2 separate regions of the Mus musculus genome follow, and region 1 is linked to region 2. The links are chromatin loops, found by intact Hi-C in ENCODE. Cell type or tissue: left cerebral cortex. All regions are shown on one strand.

Evidence for each region. Hi-C counts contacts between places; a loop is a spot of excess contacts. Peaks named below come from ENCODE experiments on the same cell type or tissue, not always from the same donor. Only the 100,000 strongest peaks of a DNase experiment are listed, where the experiment ranks them.
Region 1: it touches region 2 in a loop (2.8-fold over the local background); 3 of 42 quality-filtered maps call a loop at or near these places.

The regions. Positions count from the first base shown.
Region 1 is chr9:60,663,200-60,665,699 of GRCm38, reverse strand. The region is part of intron 8 of Lrrc49 (leucine rich repeat containing 49); the gene reads left to right. Among named protein-coding and RNA genes, the nearest start is that of Lrrc49, 24 kb to the left of the region's middle. In left cerebral cortex, no CTCF peak of the experiment used is centred here; a DNase peak (open chromatin) is centred at 1,117; H3K27ac peaks cover 233 bases.
Region 2 is chr9:60,598,460-60,600,959 of GRCm38, reverse strand. All of the region lies in intron 14 of Lrrc49 (leucine rich repeat containing 49), which reads left to right. Among named protein-coding and RNA genes, the nearest start is that of 9230112J17Rik, 54 kb to the right of the region's middle. In left cerebral cortex, a CTCF peak has its summit at 1,223; a DNase peak (open chromatin) is centred at 1,244.

The DNA.
Region 1 (2,500 bases), 65 kb before region 2:
ATCAGGAAGTGCAAACATTTGCATTACCATTCATAACAGTAGTACAATTGCACTTATGAAGTGACAATCTAATGTTATGGTTGGGGATTACTACAACATGAGGAACTGTACTGAAGGATCCCAGCGTTAGGAAGGCTGAGAACCACTGCACTTGACTGACTGTTGTGCTGTGTTATAACTGTGTTATAACAGTGTGTTATAACAGTGAGTTATAACTGTTATAACTGTGTTATAACTGAGTTATAACAGTGAGGCTTAAGTCATGTGATGCTTTCCTCCTCATTCCATGATGGGAGTGTAGGCTCCTCTGCTGTGGCGGCAGGAACGGGGCTCAGTTCCCAGCATTCACCTCATCCTTCCCCTTCTTGCACCCTGTAGAAGGACTTGATGCTTTTGCTGGAAACCGGCAACTAAATAGTATTCTAATACAGAGGCCTTAATATATGGATACATAGGTGGCTGGTACTAAAACCACAACTCCAGCTTTAGGCTATGATCCAGCTAAGTGCACTCGGCTTCATCATCATTTGAAAAGTTTCCTTTGTTTCAACACTGCGGAACCCTGATGTCATTCACGCACTTCTAAAGGCACATCCTAACAGAAGCCCTTCCTGAGTAGAGTTGAGTGTGCTCTCTGGAATGCAGATGTGAGGAACAGATGATGTCTTGTTCCCAGGCTTTCTCTTACAGATCGGTTTCACTTTCTCTTTTCCCAGAAGGTCTAAGGCAGATAGCACCTTTGTCTTCTGGGAGGGAAGAGACTTTCAGAACCTTTCCCAAGACACGGATGTATCACACAGTTTTTGAGTTATACAAGGTCCTCTCCATATTGGATGAATATTGAAGTTGTCAAGTCCTCCCCATGTTGGAGAGAGTGGTATCGTGGGGCTATTAGTTTTCAAAGCTTTCAGACTGGATTACGTTGTTGTGTTGCTGAATCTTTGCAAGCTGCTCAGTCAGGACTTTGTGTGTCCTCAGGATCCTGGCGCTGGGAAGCGTCCAAAGAGCTCGCTCGGTGGGGGCAGAAATCTGCTGACCTGGCTGCTCCTCTTGGGTTGGCTGCTCCTCTTGGGTTGGCGTGCTCCTCTTGGGTTGGCGTGCTCCTCTTGGGTTGGCGTGCTCCTCTTGGGTTGGCTGCTCCTCTTGGGTTGGCGTGCTCCTCTTGGGTTGGCGTGCGCCTCTTGGGTTTTGGCTTCCCTTTGAAAGCACATGCTGCTCATGCAGGGAGTCACCAAACTGCCGGGTGAATGTCATCTCTGCTTGTCACTGTGGAGCTGAGGCAGCAGCAGTGTCTTCTAGAAGGGAAATTGTATCCATTTATGAAACCTAAAAAGACAACAGTAGCATACATATACCCTCCATAGTGATAAATGCAGTGCATGTAACACAGGAAGTTGAATATGCATTTAGGAGTGAGTAGGGTGTAGTTTAGCTCCAAGTTTAAGTCAATTCTAAAGGATCCTCTACCATTTCAGGTAGGTAACAGGGTTCTTTAACCTTATTTGTTGATTGGCAGTGGGTCTTCCTGTATGGCTCTGGCTGGCCTGGGGATCACATGGCTCTACCTACCTGTGCCTGCTGAGTGCTAGGATCCCAGTGGTGAGCTTCCATGCCCTGGTATGCAACCTTTGCTTTAAAAATCCAAAAGACTTTAAAAACTGAGGATACATATTTTTTCTTCATCTTTTCTTTTCCTTAGGGTCAGTTATCATACTTCTTTCTTTGGGAGGGTGGGAGGTTTGGGATAAGTCATGGTCTCATGGAGCCCATGATGGCCTTAAATTCTCTCGATAGCCAAGGACTGACCCCCTAACGCTCCAGCTTCCACATCCCAAGTACTGAGGTTACAGGTGTGCACCACCATATCTTTATTTTTAACTCTTTATTGGCTAGTGATCTTAAAGACTTTTTTATTATTATTAATTTTAAGTGTGGGTACACATGCCTAAGGAGTCCAGAGGCATCGCATCTCTGGAGTAGGACTTAGGGTGGTTGTGAGCTGTCTGATATGGGTGCTTAGAACTGAACCATGTCCTCTGAAAGTACAGTACATGTTGTTAGCCACTCGGCCACCTCTCCAGCCCTGTCTGGTAACCTTTAGGCAAATACTCTGCCTCTGATCAACCCTGAGCCCTTCAGCTGGTAACTTTCTGAGAATTTACTCATATTGAAACAATATTTTTATTCAGCCCTGGGAAGGAAATGCTTTACCTATGAACAGGGACCTCTCATGCACTCAGTGTCAGGACTCATGTTCTTTGCCAGTCTTTTCTTGGAAAGTGGGTCAGTGTCAAGCTAAATATCTTTTTTGTTTCCATGATGCTGTTCCTTTTGAAAGCTTGGGTGTGGTGCTCAGGCCTGTACTCCCAACTGTCAGGAGGCTGAAGAAGCAGGCAGTCTACCATGAGTTTAAGTCCAGCCTAGGCTACATGGGTTCCAGCCTAGGCTACATGGGTTCCAGCTCAGCATGAGCTAGAGTGAGGCTCTGCTTCAAGGAAAA
Region 2 (2,500 bases):
AAGCATCCAGAGAAGAGAAACCTTGGAAGAAAAATGACACTGTAAAGAGAAAAAAGAAAAATCTCTAACTTCTGCAGGCGAGGCAGCCTTTCATGTTTCACAGAGCTCTTGGGACTGTGGCACCCAAGAGAGGATGGGGAAGCTAAACTAAGTGTCCACTCATAAAGATGGGGTGATAGAAAGTGGAGAGAGAAAGTCCAAGCACACATCTGGACTACTCCATTAACCATTGATCATGGTGCAGTGGCATGATGTAGAATCACTCAGGACCCAGCTGAATAACTGAAAAATTATTCATGAAAAGCGAGTTTTAGATGGGTTTTTTTTTCTGAGTTTGTCATAAGCCTAAGCCTCCAGCTACTCAAAGACTGTGTTCTCTTTAAATAATGACTTAGGGAAAAAGGGGAACTGTGCTTCTATCATTGTTGAAGCTGAATAATCTTTAATCTCTCACTATGGTGCCTCTTGAGGGTCAGGAGACTTCCCTATGATAAGATGACTGGTAGTCAGCTGTGCTGGTGTAGTATTGCTCACAACTAGGACACCACAGCCATCTCCAGCCTCGACCTACAAAAATCCAGCATGTTCTTAGTAGCACGGAGATCTGTGGGTCCGTGTCAAAAGCAACCATGCTATGCCTCAACCAAAGTAGATCAGCCTTCTATCAAATTGCCAGGAAAGTCTGGAACCTTGAGATGACCAAAAGTTGCCCCCACAGCTCCCCAGCTAGTTCTCAGGAGTCTGCATTCAGTCTCGTGTGCCCCTCAGTTCTACATCAGACAGAGATTGTAGCTCCGGTAGGGCATGGTAATTAGTGGGAGGGTTTTCACAGTTGATCTGGACTGGAAACACAAAGGTTCGGGGGCTGCAAGTGAAGGAGTCTTCCTCATTAATGGCTTGACTGTTTGGCTGGTTGGCTATAAATAGTAGATTGCCCAGATGTGGGATTGCATTACTACAGAACTGCTGGGAAAGACAGAGTATTGTAATTGTACAGGGAATTAATCAGAAGCAATGCAGCATTCTAGTTTAACTTTTAGAAAATGTCAGCACCAGGGATATTTGACATTTTATTAAAATGCCTGAAAGATATGCCTTCTCACATAGTCTTGTCATTTTATACCATATATACTACAGTTATATTGCTCTTTCTGTAGTAGAGCAGTATTGCTAGAGGGAGAATTGAATGATGAGCATCAAGAAGATGGAGCAGTGGCCTGCATTGGCCACTAGGTGACTGTGTTGGACCAGACAACTTAGCAGTCAGCTAAAGGAAGGCTTGAAGGAGCCGCAGCCTTCACCATGAAGGTCCAAGATAAGGAAGTGGTCTACACTGATTGATGTATACACTTGATGTGACTGAATTATATGTGAACTATGGGTATTTTTTCCTCAGAGGCTGCTTCTGTAATGTGTTATCACAAATACACACACCTGCTTTTTCAACGCTGGAGAGGCTGAGACAGGAGTTGGCTATGAGACCCTGTCTCTTGGTGACAAGAGCAATGGGCAGTGCAGAGAGGGCTCAGTCTGAAACGTGCCTGCTGTGCAAGTATGAGAACCTAGGTAGATTCCCCAAAGCCAGGTAAAAGCTAGGCCTGCAGCACAGTTGCAGGAGCCCTACAGTTGGGTGGGTCAGTGAAAGGTAGGTCCCAGGGGCTCATGGCCAGCCTGTCTTCCTGCACCTATAAGATCCAGGCTGAATGAGAACCTGCTCCATAGCCAAGAGAGGAGATACTCTCGTATTTCTTTTTAAAAATAATCTTTAAGGGAATGGGAAGATGGCTCGCGCTGTTTAAATGCTGGCTAAGCAAGAAAGAAGATTGGAGTTTGGCTTCCCAGAATCCACATAAATATCCACCTGTGATCTCTTAGAAGGAAGAGATGGGATCCCTGGAGTAAGATGGCCAGTGAGAATGTATGTACTGGTGAGCTCTGGGGTTGACCCAGACCCTGCTTCAGAATGTAATGTGGAAGGATTATTGATGAAGTATACAGACATCAGCCTTGGGCCTCCACAGGCGTACACACACACACCCATACACCCATACACCCATACACAACCATACAACCACACATATCTGTAAACCACTTACACACATGCATGTGTACCATACACATACACACATACACATTCATGCATGCTCATACACACACTTGTACCTGCAACACACTTATGTACATGCATAGATACCATACACATACAATACACACACACTTGCCAACATAAATACATGCATGCAGGCAGGCATACTGCACACACATATACACATAACCACATACACACACACACACACCTACAAGCACACATGCGTGCATGTATACCATAACACACACACACGCACGAAACCATATGCACACGCACACACACTTGCAAACACTCTTACACACATGCTTGCATATCACAGACATACACACCTGCAAACACACATGTGCATGTACACATGCACACACATACAAACACAAAGAAAAGCCATCCTTTAAGAACTTAAGGTGCCTC